Linked DNA regions of Mus musculus: region 1 is linked to region 2. The links are chromatin loops, found by intact Hi-C in ENCODE. Cell type or tissue: left cerebral cortex. All regions are shown on one strand. Each heading gives the region's core, and the rest is flanking DNA. Links, peaks and the distances in the headings are about the cores only. Region 1 holds the start of Gm26802 (a long non-coding RNA gene). Region 2 holds the start of Gm25134 (a small nuclear RNA gene).

Region 1 (8,329 bases), core at 212-8,211, 59 kb before region 2:
CCCTTTGGGAGTCTGCTAACCCCACTTCCCGCTGATTCCAAAATGTGAACCCCTATCTGACTGCTCAGTCTTTCCCTCCTGGGAAAACTGGCTCAGGTTGGATTTTTTTCCTCGTCTGCTACAGAGCCCCCTCCCAACTCAGGCCCGCTCCCACCCCTGTGCAGTATTATGCTATGTCCCTCTCACCCTCACCCCCACCCCAGGCGCCCTTGGCCGTCCTCGTTGGGCCTTACTGGTTTTGGGCAGCAGGGGGCGCTGCGACGCCCATCTTGCTGGAGCGCTTTATACTGTGAATGAGTGGTCGGATTGCTGGGTGCGCCGGATGGGATTGACCCCCAGCCCTCCAAAACTTTCCCTGGGCCTCCCCTTCTTCCACTTGCTTCCTCCCTCCCCTTGACAGGGAGTTAGACTCGAAAGGATGACCACGACGCATCCCGGTGGCCTTCTTGCTCAGGCCCCAGACTTTTTCTCTTTAAGTCCTTCGCCTTCCCCAGCCTAGGACGCCAACTTCTCCCCACCCTGGGAGCCCCGCATCCTCTCACAGAGGTCGAGGCAATTTTCAGAGAAGTTTTCAGGGCTGAGGCTTTGGCTCCCCTATCCTCGATATTTGAATCCCCAAATATTTTTGGACTAGCATACTTAAGAGGGGGCTGAGTTCCCACTATCCCACTCCATCCAATTCCTTCAGTCCCAAAGACGAGTTCTGTCCCTTCCCTCCAGCTTTCACCTCGTGAGAATCCCACGAGTCAGATTTCTATTTTTTAATATTGGGGAGATGGGCCCTACCGCCCGTCCCCCGTGCTGCATGGAACATTCCATACCCTGTCCTGGGCCCTAGGTTCCAAACCTAATCCCAAACCCCACCCCCAGCTATTTATCCCTTTCCTGGTTCCCAAAAAGCACTTATATCTATTATGTATAAATAAATATATTATATATGAGTGTGCGTGTGTGTGCGTGTGCGTGCGTGCGTGCGTGCGTGCGAGCTTCCTTGTTTTCAAGTGTGCTGTGGAGTTCAAAATCGCTTCTGGGGATTTGAGTCAGACTTTCTGGCTGTCCCTTTTTGTCACTTTTTTGTTGTTGTCTCGGCTCCTCTGGCTGTTGGAGACAGTCCCGGCCTCTCCCTTTATCCTTTCTCAAGTCTGTCTCGCTCAGACCACTTCCAACATGTCTCCACTCTCAATGACTCTGATCTCCGGTCTGTCTGTTAATTCTGGATTTGTCGGGGACATGCAATTTTACTTCTGTAAGTAAGTGTGACTGGGTGGTAGATTTTTTACAATCTATATCGTTGAGAATTCTGGGTGGAAATGTCTGATCAGGAGAAGGGCCTGCCACTGCCGACCACAATTCATTGACTCCATAGCCCTCACCCAGGCTGTATTTGTGATTTTTTTCATTTTGTTTTTTTGTATTTTGCACCTGACCCCGGGGGTGCTGGGGCAGTCTAGCACTGGGCAGCTCCCCTCCCCCCCTTGGTTCTGCACTGTCGCCAATAAAAAGCTTTTAAAAAACTGTATTCTTCAGGTCAAAGTGTCTGTTTTCCCTGGACATCTACTACATGGCTTCCTTTCAGAAAAACGGAGTTTGGATTGCTAGGGAGGTCTTGCTGGCACTTAGTGGGACGCCTAATGAATCAGAACCTACAACGGGACTAAAAGGAAGTGGAGACTTGCTAGGTTTTCCCATGTTCCCAGGCTGGGCCACCTACTTGAAAAAATAAGGGGCGGAAAAGTGTAAGGTACAAATTTGGTGAAGGGTCTGGAAGACTTCATGATCGGAAAAGAATTTATTCACCTTGGGTGTGCAATGACTTCAGCAACAGCTAAGGGCAAGGTGTAAAAGCTGGGCACACTTGTAAATCCTAGCATTTGAGAGGTGGAGGCAAGGGGATCACTGGTGGAGTTCAGTGTCATGTGGATCGTAGATACCAAGCGCAAAGATCTGCTATGGGGAGAGGGCTTGGTACACCAGGGGAGCCAGAAGTTCGTGGTGAGGGTAGTGGAGGGCAGGTGGAGAGTGAGAGTTAGCCTCAGGGAGATTCTACAGGCAATGATGCAGAGTTCAGACGCTCCTTTGAAAGCACTAGAGAGCCGCAGCAGGTTTTGAGCAGAGAAGGTTAGCGTTAGGTGGTCTCTTCTAGCCCATCCCAGGCTGAGGAGGACGCTGAGGGTTTCAAGAAGGATCGAGAATGGAAAGCAGAGGAGAAAAAGGATCCAAGAGGCATGGAGGAGGCAGAACACATTTCTCTTCTTTAATAGCAAGCCTGGAAAGGATAACTTGCTGCAGGAGGAGATGCTCACCAGTCGGGTGGTCTAGGGGGTTCTTGGAAAAGAGAAGGCATTTGCTCAAGCCTCGGTTCCCCCATTCTCGCTCTTCTGTCAGCTTGTCTTCCATTAAGTGTGTGTCTCAAGGCCACCCTGCTCAGGACTCCTTGTGAGACGACCTTCTATGCTCGAGTTCATTAAAAACACAATTGCCTGGTGCCCTGCTCTCTCCACTGGCTCAGTTACCTCAAAAGACCAGGGCTAAAGGTGTGATCACAACTCTATCCCCATTACTGCTCCAACGCAGAGACAGGACTGAGCCGGAGTGAACAAATGAACAAAAATGACTAATAATGCATGCGTGATTAAATACATAAAAGAGCAGATGACTGGATGAGCAAATCGTTTAAGGAGAGACAGCAAGATCCTAGAATTTTGGAGACTAATTTAAATCCATCTTTGAGATGTATTTGGTCGGAAATTCCTGGGAGGAAAAAAAGTGTAAGTATGAAGAGAGAATAAATGAGAATAGGGGTGGCTTCAGAGAGGTTAACTGCGCGCTGGTCGCTTTTGTACAAGAATGTGAATTGCAGGGAGCAAAATGGGATAGATACTCCCGCCCGAAAGGTGGAATTGAACCACTCTGTCGCTAAACAGCTACAGGTTTGAAGCCTGCACCCCAGACCACTGAGGATCATCCGGGCGAAAGGAGCTATTTTCGGTTAGTTATATAAAGGCCAGATACTACTACTTTTTTCACTTATGGTCATTATTTGTGGTATACAGTAGATAATTAATTTCAATGGTTTCGAACATTTTTTTTCACTTTTTCTTGTGAACATGTGTTTCCTCAGTAAAGTGTTCCGTGAATGACTCTACTAACTAAAAAGTAAGTAGCTTCATTTGCATAGCGCCTTGCATTCTGGGAAGCAGCGCCTAAAGTGCCTGTCTCCCTAACTAAAAGCAGAATTTTTTGCAAAGTGAAAAGTCAGTTTTATTTTTGTTTGTTTGTTTGTTTGTTTGTTTTTAATGGAAAAACTTCTCACGCGGCCCATTCGTAGCAGAATTCGAGATTTTCTGCAAGCGAGACCGTAGGGTCTGACGGCACGCGGCCGCAGAGCGACACCTGCCGTTGCTTTATAGAACTGCAAGTATGTAGGGAATCTACTGAGTCCCTAAGGTGATGGAGTTGACAACCAACTCCCCTTGCGTTTAGACGCTAAAAACCATCCCTTTTTATATCTATGTGATTAGCCCAGGGAAACTAAGGCTCAGACATGGATAATACCACAGCCGAGTTCCTGTAGCCCAACTCCCTAGGGGAAATGAAACCTACAGTTGTGGTTTTAATATGCTTGGCCCAGGGGCAGTGGCCCTATTGGCAGGAGTGGCCTTATTAGAGGAGGTGTACCTTGTTAGAGGAAGTGTGTCACTTGGAGGCGAGGTTTTGAGGTACGTATGCTCAAGTCTGGCCAGTGTGATCCTGGCTGTCTGCAGAACGCGGTCTCCTGGCTGCCTTCGGATCAAGGTGTAGAACTCTCAGCTCCTTCTCCAGCACCATGTCTGCCTGCTTAATGCTTTGCTTCTTTCCATGACGATAATGAACTGTGCCTCTGAAACTGTAAGTCAACCCCAATTACACAATTACATGTTTTCTTTTATAAGAGTTGCATATATATATATATATGTCACACTCTTTAGCTCTGGCTGGCCTGAAATTCACTATGTAGCCCAGGATTGCCTGAACTTTGAAGCAATCTTCCTGCCTCAGCCTCCCAATGGTATTACAGGCATGAGTCACAACAAGCCATTTAAATCTTATGATGACTTATAAGAAGACAGAAAATCAGAGTTCCTTTACCTAGTTCACAGATCCCTACAATCTAACCTCGTTCGCTCCATAAACAGCCCTACCCCACCCTCCTGGAACTGCTTTGAGGAATGCTGCAGGCTCTCACAGGCACACTCCTCCTTGGTTAATCTCTTCAGCCTGGTTGCCTTCCCTCCCCATGTCCATGTGGCCCAAAGCCTCTCATCCTGTTCTCAAATACCACTAGCTAGTAAGGCCTCCCCGACCTGACCCCGGTTTAAATATTAGAAAAGGGTCACTTTCTCCCCTGCCACAGACAACCAAACCACCATATGCTTGTCACTTACTACCTGACTATGAAGGTGAATAGATGTCTTCACAACCTTTCTCTGAGCCTCAGTTTCCCCACCTGCATAATGCATCTGAGACACAGAATTCCCTAGAGCTGTGGTTCTCCTCATTCCTAGTGCTGGGACCCTTTAATACATTTCCTCATGTTGTGGTGACTCCACCACCACCATAAAATTATTTTCATTGATACTTCATAACTGTAATTTTTTCTATTGTTATGAATAGTAGTGTAAGCATTTGTGTTTCCCAGTGATCTTAGATGACCCTGTGGAAGAGTCATTCCACCCCCAAAGGGGTCCCCACCACAAGTTAAGAATTCCTGCCATAGAGGAATCACAAGGAACCAATGAATTACACTTTGGGTCGACTTTTGGGCTGGCCTCTGGGAGGCGCTAGAGCTACATCAATTCTGAAACTTTGTGTGTGTGTGTGTGTGTGTGTGTGTGTGTGTGTCCTGAGTCAGGGTGCTGAGATAGGCCAGTGGCTTTAGTGTTCCTGGACCCATTACTCACCAGAATTCTCCCCTCACCTGATTCTTTGATGTGAACACAATGTCTTGGGAAAGATGTCTTAGAAAGCATCTTTAGAAAACGTTATTTTTTAAAAAACAACAACATTTTTTCATGTAGGTGCGTGTGCAAGGACAACTTGCAGAGTTGGCTCCGTCCTTCTACCATGTCCATTGGAGGAATCACCTTTACCCTCTAGGCCACCTTGCCATTCTCCGTGCAGGTATGTGACATACTGTGATTGTGACCTATGACCTTTCCCTTGCTAAGCAAGTGCCTCATGGAGGGGGCAGTGGCAATAGCAGCAACAGTGAACTAAATTTTAAAAGTAGAACTCGGCTGGAGATACAAATATTGCAGTTTTGAAGTTGGGATGGGTTGTCTAATAACTTAATAACATAACCCAGAAGAGAGGCCCCTTGGTCTTGCAAACTTTATATGCCTCAGTACAGGGGAACGCCAGAGCCAAGAAGTGGGAGTGGGTTGGTAGGGGAGCAGGGGGGGGAGGGTATAGGGGACTTTCGGGATAGCATTTGAAATGTAAATGAAGAAAATATCTAATAAAAATTTGAAAAAAAAATGTTACCCAGGTTGGCCTGGATCTCACTACCTCAACCAGACTGGCATGTGACTCTGCTGAGATCTGCCTACTTCTGCCTCCTGGGTGCAGAGGACAATTTTTGGAAGTTAGTTCTCTTCTTCCATCTTGTGTATTCCAGGGATTGAACTCGGGTCATCAGGCTTGGCTGCAAGTGACTTACTTAGGTGTCTCCCAGACCCTCTCGGTTTGATTAGTTAGATGCTGCACTTCATGCCTGACTTTCACACTATGTAGATAGAGCAATGTCTATAACATCTCCTACAATGATATATATATCAAGAACCAAGTGATCGGCTGGTGAGATGGCTCAGTGGGTAAGAGCACAGACTGGTCCTGAGTTCAAATCCCAGCAATCACATAGTGGCTTCCATTCCCTTTTATGGATTGTCTGAAGACTGCTACAGTGTACTTACATATAATAAATAAATAAATCTTAAAAAAAAAAAAGCCCCAGTCGGGCATGGTGGCGCACACCTTTAATCCCAGCACTTGGGCGGCAGAGGCAGGCGGATTTCTGAGTTCGACACCAGCCTGGTCTACAAAGTGAGTTCCACGACAGCCAGAGCTACACAGAGAAACCCTGTCTCTAAAAACAAAACAAAACAAAAAATCAAAATACAAAAAGAGAGAGGGGGAAGTGAGGGCGCAATAATCTTAACATTTCTGTGGTTGTCTTTGCTGTAGTCTATTCTGATAAACAATGCTGGCTTGCTTCCAAGGTAGGAAGTAACATTTCTTTATAGAAGGTATTTGCTCTGTTTTATTTTTCTCTGTTTTATTTATGGTGCTGAGGATGGAACCCAGGGCCCTTGGCAAGCTAGGCTAGCTGTTTACCACTGAGCCATACTCCAGCCTTGCACTGGGGGATTCTAGGCAAGGGTTCTACCACTGAGCCACACTCCCCACCTCCATCCTTCTCTGGAAGATTCTAGGCAGTTCCATACCTAGCCTTTGATCTTTTAAGACGGTCTTACTAGAGCTCAGTTTGACTTTGAACTATGTAGCTGGCCTGGAACTCAGGCCTGGAGCTCAGTGCTTGGATTACAGACATGTGCCACCAAGTCTGGCTGCCCATTAGGCATTTCTGTGGCAGGCGTTGATGGCTATTAAACCCAAGCCTTGTATATACTAGGCAAGTACCCATCCACTGAACTACAGCCCTAGCATGGACCTCACAGGGAATGGCTGACATCTGGGAAACACTATCACAGAGTATAATAATAAAACCGTAGATGCTTTTCAGATTGAGCATTTCTGCTGGGTCACACTTGGAAAACCTTCTTATTGTTATCATGAGTATGTGTGCATACATGTGGAGGTGAGAGGATGACGTCATAGAGACAGCTCTGTCTCCCATTCTTTATTGCCAATATTATTTTATGTTTTGTCTGCGTGTATGTTTGTATACCAAAGTGCATGCAGTGCCTGTAGAGACCAAAAGGGGGCATCCCTGAGACTGGAGTTAGAAGTGGCTGTGAACCACTCACTCTGTGGGTGCTGGGAATCAAACCCCGGTTCTCTGGCAGAGCAACTGGTGCTCTTAACCACCGAATCAACTTCTCCAGCCCTGCATTGCTTTAATCTTTTGGTCGATTCCCCCAATCCAACTCATACCGCCAAGTCTGAGTAGCAAGTGCCTTTATCTGGGAGACTCACTGATCTTATTTTTTTTTCCTTTCTTTTTCTTTCTTTTTTTCTTTTTTTTTTTGAGTCAGGTATGATTATTTAGATGGCCTCGAACTCACAGAGATCCACCTCCCTCTGTTATGCCAGGCTTTTAAAAAACAACATTTATTTTTGAATGCATATATAGGGCTGTGCAAACACAGCCTGAAGGAGTCGTTTCTGATTGCTCACAACGTGGTTCCAGGGATGGACCGCGGGTGACCAGCTTGAAGGTAGGTGCTTTCACCAGCCCCAAGAATTTATTTTTTAACTTTATTTTTTTAATTAAATGATTAAATGACACATGTTCATTGTGGGTAGTGCAGGTATGCGATGGAGCACATGTAGAGGTGACATTACTGCAGGCGGTCTCTCTACCATGGGGATTCAACTCAGACCACTGCTTCCTTTACCAGATCATCATTCTTGCATCCCCCAATCATTTCTTTTTGTTGATGGTTTTGTTTGTTTGTTTTAGTTTTGGGGGGTTTTTAAAGTTTTTTTCGAGACAGGGTTTCTCTGTATAGCCCAGGCTGTCCTGGAACTCACTTTGTAGACCAGGCTGGCCTCGAACACAGAAATCCACCTGCCTCTGCCTCCGGAGTGCTGGGATTAAAGGCGTGCGCCACCGGCTTGATGGTTGTTTTGAGACAGGGGCTTTCTACATAGCCCTGGCTGTCCTGAAACTCACTGTGCAGATTCACCTGCCTCTGACTCTTGAATGCTGGGATTTAAGGATAACATTATCGCTAGAGGTTCTTTTTGTTTTGTTTAATGTTTTTGTTTGTTTGTTTTAATTCTTTTCCGTGTAGGAAGATGTACGTGGAGGGACTTTAAAACACAGAATGCAGTGAATTTTCCACAGGACTCTTTATTACAGTGTAAATCCAAGCTCAAGGCTCGCCTGGGCCCCATGCAAAGCCCCAGCATAGGGGTTGGTGGCTTCAGAGGCACCAACCCCTCACGGCGCCTCCAGCGGTGGGTCACGGAAGTGCAGGGCAGCGTCCTGACTATTCAACTACAAGTCCCAGCAGGCTCCGCGGCCTTTTCCTGGACTCTTAGAGCAGAGCCTCTTAGGAAATGTAGTCCGGGTCGCTCAGGCACTTCCCACTGGGAAATGGCTCGG
Region 2 (8,323 bases), core at 1-8,000:
CTCCTCCCAGGGTGACCTGGGGGCTTTGTTCCCTCAGTAATAAGGTCAGCACCCAGGGCTTCATGCATGCTGGACACACCTGCTACCACTAAGCTATAGCCCATCTTTTGTTTTAGATACATGGATGGATGGATGGAGCTCACACTGGCCTTCAGCTCCCTACGTGGACAAGGATGACCTTCAGCCTCGGACTGTTTTTCTACTTCCTCATGTGCTGGGATGACAAACATTACGTCCTATTGCTTTTTACTTTTTTCCAGATGTAGCACAGGCTGACCTTGAACTCATGATCCTCCTGCCTCTGCCTCCTGAGTAGCTGGGGTAGTTCTGCACCATAAGGATCAGGCCTAGCTCCAGAGACATCCATCAAAGCACAAGAAAATTCCAGAGAGCAGCAATGAGCAGAAACCTGACAAGAGCAGAGGTCCTCAGATGGGAGGCCATGCCCCTAACAGGTCACAAGCACCTGCTCCCCGACTGTTAAGAGCACACAAGCTATAAAGGCCCAGCAGCCACACTGGCACTCTGTAGGTCACCACACAGAGTGGCCAGCTGTCTTTCTCCACGGCAGTCGCCCACTTCTCTGGCAAGAGACCAACTCCCTTTCTTTTCCTTCCCAGAATGCAGAGGGAGGGTTGCAGCTTTTGTGAGCCGGGAGGCTCCGATCCTAGGTTCTCAGTGCAAACTGATGAAGCCCAGTGGAGAGCAGAGGTCTCCCTGCCTGGCCCTGCTTCTCCTCAGCACTTGAGAGCCTCAGGAGCAGGGGAGGGCAGGTGCCCGACTTCACCAGCTTAGCATCGTGGGAGACCATTAAGTGGGAGAAGATGGAGGGGGCGCACGAAAGTACTTTCAACAGTCTTTTCTTTTTCTTTTTTTCCTTTTTAAAGACGGTGTTTCTCTGTGTAGCCCTGGCTGTCCTGGAACTCACTCTGTAGATCAGGCTGGCCTGCCTCTGCCTCCCAAGTGCTGGGATTAAAGGTATGTGCCATCATTGCCCAGCTGAGTCTTTGAGATGGTCTCACTATGCCTGGCTGACCTGGGAATCCACCATGTAGAGCCAGGCTAGCCTTGAGTTTGTAGGAATAGTCTTGTCTCAGCCTCTCAAGCTGTGAGCATCACAGGCATGCACCACCATTCCTGTCTTCATTTTAGTTTTTTTTGTTTTTTTTTTGTTTTCGAGACAGGGTTTCTCTGTGTAGCCCTGGCTGTCCTGGAACTCACTGTGTAGACCAGGCTGGCCTCGAACTCAGAAATCCACCTGCCTCTGCCTCCCAAGTGCTGGGATTAGAGGCGTGCGCCACCACCGCCCGGCCTTCATTTTAGTTTTTATTGTTTATTAAACTGGTTTTGTTTTGTTTTATTTTGTTTTAAGACATGGTCTCACTGACTAGCCTTGGCTGATCTGGAACTCACTATGTAGACCATCATGCGCTTTGCTTTCTTGCTTCCTTGTTTTGTTACAGGGTCTCATGTAGCATGCACTGGCCTCAAATATGCTACACAGCTAAGGCTGAGCGCCTTCCTGCTTCTGCCTGAGACCACAGGCACGTGCCACCTTCCTTGACTTATTTACTGTGTTTTTGAGACAAGGTCTCACTGTGTAATCCAGGCTGGGACTGAACCTAGGGCAGAAAGCCTCCTAAGAGCTTCTACTGCAGGACTGTGCCTTTATGACCAGTTTCCTGTACACTTTAGGCCTGCCATTAGTATTACATGCATGTTGTATCTCAATAAGAATACACATCCAGAATTAGCAAGGGCAAGATGATACAGTAAAAGTCACTAAAAGTGACTGACACCTCAACTCAATTCCTCTAAGTTGTCCTCTGACTTCCATATGCTCAGTAGTGGCATGTGGGCACACACACATACACAAACAAAACATAGAATATAATTTCATCCAGACGTGGTGGTATAGGCTTTTAATGCCAGCATTAAGGAGGCAGAAGCAGGTGGATCTCTGTGAGTTCAAGGCCAGCCTGGTCTACAGAGAAAGTTCCAGAATAGCCAGGGCTATTACATAGAGAAACTATGTCTTGAAATACAAACAAACAAAAACAAAACAAGCAAGCAAGCAAACAAACAAAAAACTTTACAGAATTTACATACAAGAGCTGGAGGGATGGCTCAGAGGCTAAGAGCACTTGCTGCTCTTTCAGAAGACCCAGCTTTGATTCCCAGCACCCACACGACAGCTCACAACCTTCTGTAACTCTAGTCTCATAGGATCCATTGCAAGCATGTGCACAGACATCCACTCAGGCCAAACATAACACACATAAAGTAATAAAAATACATCTTTTCTTTTCTCCCCTACCCTCCACAGGAGAGCTCAAACACAATCCCCCACCACCACAAATTACTCTGAATTTCCTGCATTTGGAGAAACTGCAGGGTCAGCACATTTGGAGTGCAATGGATGAGTCTCGTTCTGGGAAAACCACCTTCATGATCATGGTATCTCCCCTGCCAGGTAAGTGTACAAAAACAAATTTAAAAAAATACAAAAGAATGAATAGTATTAATGAAACCCCAGTGAAGTGGTTTGGGTACAAGAAGGACTTATTTCTCAGCCTGTGCTGCTTCAGAGACTTGATTCTCTATGGAACACTCCCCATTCACAAAGCCAGGCTCACCATAAACTCCTAATAAGATATCTAGCATCATTTGTCAAGAAATAGCATAATTAAATTACCGCTGTTGCTACTGGTCAGTAAATTATCACATGGCTCCGAGCAGTCTCTGCTTTGTCTCTGGTTGTCTCCCAGTGAGCTCAACACTCACTCTGAGGCGGCCTAACCACAGTGCCACAGACCTTTCCTACTAACACTTAGGAGGCTGAGGCAGGGGGATAACAAATATGAGGCTAGTATGTAATGAGAGCTTGCCTCAAGAAAATAAAAGAACAGCCTGGAGAGACAGTTCAACTCTTCTTGTAGAGGACCCACAACAGGTAGATCCAGCTGATTCTGGCCTTCATGGTGCATATATATGTGTGCAGGTACACACATACACACATAAAATAAAAATAAAATTCAAAATTTAGGGAGACGGAGAGATGGCCTAGCAGTTAAGAACACTGGCTGCTTTTCCAGGCGAGCCGGGTTTTATTCCCAATACCCACAGGGTGGCTCCCACAGTTTGTAAGTCCAGTTCCAGGAGACCCCAAGTCTTCTTGCCTCTACAGACACCAGGCACACAAGCACACAGACAGACAGACATATAGACAGACACCCTGTATAGCCAAGGCTGCCCATGAACTCCTCCTGCTTCTGACTCCGAAGGCTGGGATCACAGGTGTGCACACACGCACACATGCACACCATCTGTCCCGCTGACTCACAGTCCTTCCTTCTACAGCAGCTCCTGGCACCCGCAGACACTAAATACAAGGAGTGGTGACTAAAGCAGGCTCCTAACGACTCCGCCAGAGAACGACCTCTGCCTAGGCTCCCCACCCAGATCTGGACAGACCAGCTGGGCTCAGGAGAGGGACACCTGTGAGCTCTGGAGGCTGAGGGCTGGGTGGTCCTGGGTTCCAGTCCTGCACCTGCTGCTTAGTTGCCGTGTGACTGGCATAGTGCATCTGCTTCCCATTTTGCAAATGTGGAGAGCAGCAGGTAGGGGAAGGGGTGCAAGTGTGGGGTGCTCCAGGCATGGCTCAAAGGCTTGCCTGCTCATCATCCCAGGAGTGAGCAAGGACTGTAGCAATCTGATGGGAGATAGCAGGGCTGCCTGAGGAATGGAGCTGGAGTTGAGCCCTAGGGCACTGTGGTTAAGGCCACCAAGGAGTCAGGCTGTCTGGCTTGAAGCCATTTACCACCTCCTGCCCTAAGGCCTCAGTTTCTTCATCTGTGGGACTTATAATGGCCACAGTAGAGGTTCACTGAAGTGCCTGGAATTGAGGCTGAGAATTAAGACTGTTTCAGACTAGCCTGAGCTACACATTAAGACTCTCTTAGGGTTTTACTGTTGTCAGCAGACACCATGACCAAGGCAACTCTTATAACGACAACATTTAATTGGGGCTGAATTATAGGTTCAGAGGTTCAGTCCATTGTCATCAAGGTGGGAGCACTGCAACATCCAGGCAGACATGGTGCAGGAGGAGCTGAGTGTTCTACATCTTCATCTGAAGGCTGCTAGGAGAATACTGACTTCCAGGAAGCTAGGACAAGGGTCTAAAAGCCCACACCCACAGTGACACACCCACTCCAACAAGGCCACACCTCCAAATAGTGCCACTCCCTGGGCCAACAAAGCCCCCCCACCCCCCCCACCCCCCCCACCCCGCGCAGTTCAAGGGCTGCATTTACAGGCTTGCTTCTCCACGCCTGGCCAGCTGCTCTCACCCCCACTCCCCAGCATAGAACCTAGGGCCTCAGTGCACACTTTATCACTAAGCCCTAGGGCCTCAGTGCACACTTTATCACTAAGCTGCACCCACAGGTGCCTCCTGAAGGATCAAATGCATGGTGTGAGGCTTTAGAGATGGTTAGTGGTTAAGAGCACTGACCACTCTTCTCAAAGACCTGAGTTCAGTTCCCAGCAATCACATAGCAGCTGATAGATGTCTACAACTGCAGTTCCAGGAGCTCCAACGCTATCTTCTCCACTCCTCAGGCACTTGGCATGTGTTCAGTTAAAGAAAAGAAATAAGAAGCTTGGTGCTCACAGCTCTAGCCGCCTTATTGAGGTCACGAGAACTGGCTGAATTAAAAAAAGAAAAAGTCAGCAAGAGGAAGATAGAGTCACCAAACCACTGAGAGGTGCTTTACTGTCTAGCTGGCAGGAGGTCTGTCTGCAGGTTTGGTTAAGATTTACTGGCTGGTTTTCAATAAACTTGAGAAGAGTACAAAGACTTTTGGAAACACCCACTGTCAGGGAGCTATTCAGTCAGCTTTCTGTGCCTGCCATGCAGCTAGAGCAAGCCCAGATGCAGCACAGAGCTGAAGAACTGACCCAGGCGCCCTCTCCTGTCCATCCAGAGTACTGCAGGCAGCCTGAGTAAGGAGAGTGTGATACAGCACTATAAATCAACCAGCCTTCAAACACAGTGGGAGGACCTGAAGAGGTTGATTGTTTTTGTAGCTATGGAGACAGAAGCAGGCTAGGCACTTAACTATATGCCCCCTCTGTTGTTCTGAGACAATCTCACATAGCCCAGGCTGACCTCAGACTTGTTAAGTAGCTGAGGATAACCTAGAAGTCTTGATCCTCCTGCCTCCACTTCTCAAATGCCAGGTGTGTGCCACCAAGCCTAGCCCCGGTTGATTAAAAACTGTTTCTTTTCAGACAGGCCCAGTGGCCAAGCTTGTCCCTAAACTCACAAGCGCCCAGCACCAGCCTCTGAGGAGCTGGGGTATAGGAGCACAGCACTCAGTCAAGCAGCAAGAGTGGGGTGGAGCATCCAAACGTCAGCCCAGACCTACAGCGGGGGGGGGGGGGGGTCACAGTGAGCACCGCTATGGTTTTTTGAGGCAGGATTTCACTCTTTGGCCCAGGTTGGCCTTGAATTATCAGCAATCCTCCTATCTTAGCCTTCTGAGGGTTGGAATTATAGATGTGAGACACCACAACTGAAGGAAGACATTGTTTTGTGTACACAAAACCACTGGGAGGGTGGGTAGCATGGATAAAAAAAATTCTAAAATGAAGACCAAGCATAGTGGCCCACGCCTTCAATCTCAGCATTCAGAAGGCAGAGACAGGTGTTTCTCTGTGAGTTCGAGGCCAGCCTGGTCTAGAGTTCCAGACAGCCAGGGCTACACAGAGAAACCTTGCCTCTAAAAACAACAACAGAAGAAAGAGAGAAAGACTGAAAGAAAGAATAAAAAATAATTAATGCCACCCCTTCTAATTGTTTTTTTTAAAATACTTAAATATATCATGTTAGCAAGATACATAACTGGTAATAATGAAGGGCACGCAGGCACGCACACGCGCATGCACACACACACACACAGGAAAGTGTTTGCTTAGCAGGAGAGCATCTTAAGTTTTGGAGGTCAACAGCCTGGCTGCCACACACAGGAGCTAATGTGACACTCTCAAGACTATAAATAGATCTCAGGGCAGTGACTTTCTCTGGAGAGCATTAAAAATAAAAATGCCAGTGCTTCCCCAGGTCAGCTGGGCCAGGCCATGTAGGTGGCACCCCTGGGCATCTCAGGCAAGTACCCACAAAGCCACATTGTGCCTACAGGTCACCTACCTGCTGCTTGGCCAACCATTATGCAGCTGTACTTAATCCAGTATTTGCCTGTCCCTCCCTCCATAACTTCCTTCCTGGAGACAGGGTCTCACCATGGAGCTCTGTCTAGCCTGAATCAGACTGGCTTTCAGTTGACAGAGATCACCTATCTCTGCCTATGTGCTCAGATTAAAGATGTGCACACTGCCAGGCGTAGTGCCGCATGCCTTTAATCCCAGCACTTGGGAGGCAGAGGCAGGCAGATTTCTGAGTTCAAGGCCAGCCTGGTCTACAGAGTGAGTTCCAGGACAGCTAGGGCTACACAGAGAAACCCTGGCTCAAAAAAACAAAACAAAACCAAAAACAAAACCCCAAAAAACAAAAAGATGTGCACACTGCACTCCATGGTACTTTCTATTTGCGAGTATGTGTTGCTGGGGGTGGATCCAGGGCCTTGTGCATGCTAAGTAAGCACACAACTATTGGGCTACAACAGCACTAGTCTTTCTTCTCTTTTTTTCCTTCATATTTGTTTGTTGAGATGGTTTTCAGGAGTCCAGTTGGCCTGAACCAACTAAGCCTCCTGCCTCCACCTCCTAGGTGCTGGGACTACAGGTGTGAGCCACTGCAGCAGCTATTTCTTTGGTTTTTGAGATAGGATCTCACTGTAGAGCCCAGGCTTGCCTGGAACTTGAGATCTCCTGCCTGGCTCCCCAGGCTTTGGGATTACAGGCAAGTGCCACCATGTCTGGCTAAGCCTAGTTCTCTAACTGAGGGGTGACTGGTTGGGGCTGTCATTTCTAGATGTTCTAATGGTTCCATTTTTCCAGTTTCTTGGCAATCCTGAGTTTTACTTGTGTTTATTATTCTTTTTTATCTTTTTAACATATACACTTAGGTATTTTTGTTTTTTGTTTTATTTTTTGTTGTTTTGGTTTGGTTTGTTTTGGTTTTTTTTGAAGAATCTCATGTAGCTCAGGCTGACTTCAAACGATAGCCAAGGATGACCAAGAGCTTCTAATCTTCCTGCCTCACCTCCAGAGTGCTGGGTAAGGTGGTGTGTAGCCACACCCTTTATACACACTGGGCCTGGACCCCGGGGCTTCTGCATGGAGGCAAGCACTCTACCAACTGAGCCCCAGGCTCAGCTTTAACCCTGGCTATTTTAAGTTCACATCTGGTAATACTGTGACTTGCAGTGTTTACAGGTCTCTGCTTGTTAGACTCTCTTTAGGCTCCCACTCAGTGTGGTGCCCCCATTGTCTATAGGGAACACATTTTCTTTTTTTTTTTTTTTTTTTGGTTTTTCGAGACAGGGCTTCTCTGTGTAGCCCTGGCTGTCCTGGAACTCACTCTGTAGACCAGGCTGGCCTTGAACTCAGAAATCTGCCAGCCTCTGCCTTCCAAGTGCTGGGATTAAAGGGAATGCATTTTCTATTGTGGTCCCATGCATGCCGCAGTATCACTCAACTTCTCTAAACCAAATACCAAGAGGCACGACAGATACATTCCTTTTTAGCAAAATATAACTTAGGCTGTAAACCCACAGAAGGACTAGCCAGTGGCCACAAGCTCAGGGGACAACACCTCCATGTAGAGGCTGAGGGGACAGCCAGTGCTGGAGCAGGTGTATACATGGGGTTTTAGGTTCCTTGTCCACTACAAAACAATATTAAAGACAACAGTAACAAGGAGCCTGCCAACTCCACTGAGAGCCGAGGCTGTGGTCTTCCCAGGGTGTCTTGACAGGCAGCCTAGTGCCCAGCTTCCCTGCAGCATGACTCCCATCCCCCAGGCCATTAGGAGCTGGAAAGGTCCCAGACAATCTGGTGGCCTGGGTCCAGCCCTTCCCTTGCTGCAGGAGACCTAGCCTCTCTTTCTGGAAACTCAAACCCTCAGTGTATAAGAAGGTGTGCTTCAGCATGGAGCATTTGCAGGCAGACTGGGGCACTGGGTGCTTTCACAGGTGGCCCCGCCCCTCACAGCCACCTTGTGAGTTTGACTTTCTCACTTGTCTCTATTCACAGCTATTTTCCCAATATGAGCTTATATTTCCCCTGTTGTGTGCCTCTGCTGCTGAAGTGCTTTGTTTTGAGAAAGGGCCTCATGAGTCCTAGGCTGACCTATAAC

What was found. Peaks named below come from ENCODE experiments on the same cell type or tissue, not always from the same donor. Only the 100,000 strongest peaks of a DNase experiment are listed, where the experiment ranks them.
Region 1: a loop joins it to region 2, with 5 times the contacts of the local background. A loop is called at or near these places in 27 of 42 quality-filtered maps.

The regions. Positions count from the first base shown.
Region 1 is chr7:19,295,886-19,304,214 of GRCm38, reverse strand. Rtn2 (reticulon 2 (Z-band associated protein)) reads right to left here. Exons shown (of 10, transcript NM_013648.6): 10 at 8,051-8,329. Fosb (FBJ osteosarcoma oncogene B) reads left to right here. Exons shown (of 4, transcript NM_008036.2): 4 at 1-1,519. It overlaps Gm26802 (a long non-coding RNA gene), which reads left to right and starts at 3,422. Exons shown (of 3, transcript XR_881870.1): 1 at 3,422-3,888; 2 at 5,058-5,160; 3 at 5,528-5,955. In left cerebral cortex, for the core only: CTCF peaks have their summits at 246 (motif pointing right), 3,401, 4,780, 8,179 and 1 weaker place; DNase peaks (open chromatin) are centred at 2,429, 2,917, 3,296, 4,814 and 2 more places; H3K4me3 peaks cover 1,712 bases; H3K27ac peaks cover 831 bases.
Region 2 is chr7:19,236,288-19,244,610 of GRCm38, reverse strand. The region is part of intron 1 of Opa3 (optic atrophy 3); the gene reads right to left. Gm25134 (a small nuclear RNA gene) reads right to left here and starts at 2,481; the gene lies at 2,322-2,481. In left cerebral cortex, for the core only: a CTCF peak has its summit at 4,982 (motif pointing left); DNase peaks (open chromatin) are centred at 581, 3,362 and 4,976; H3K27ac peaks cover 821 bases.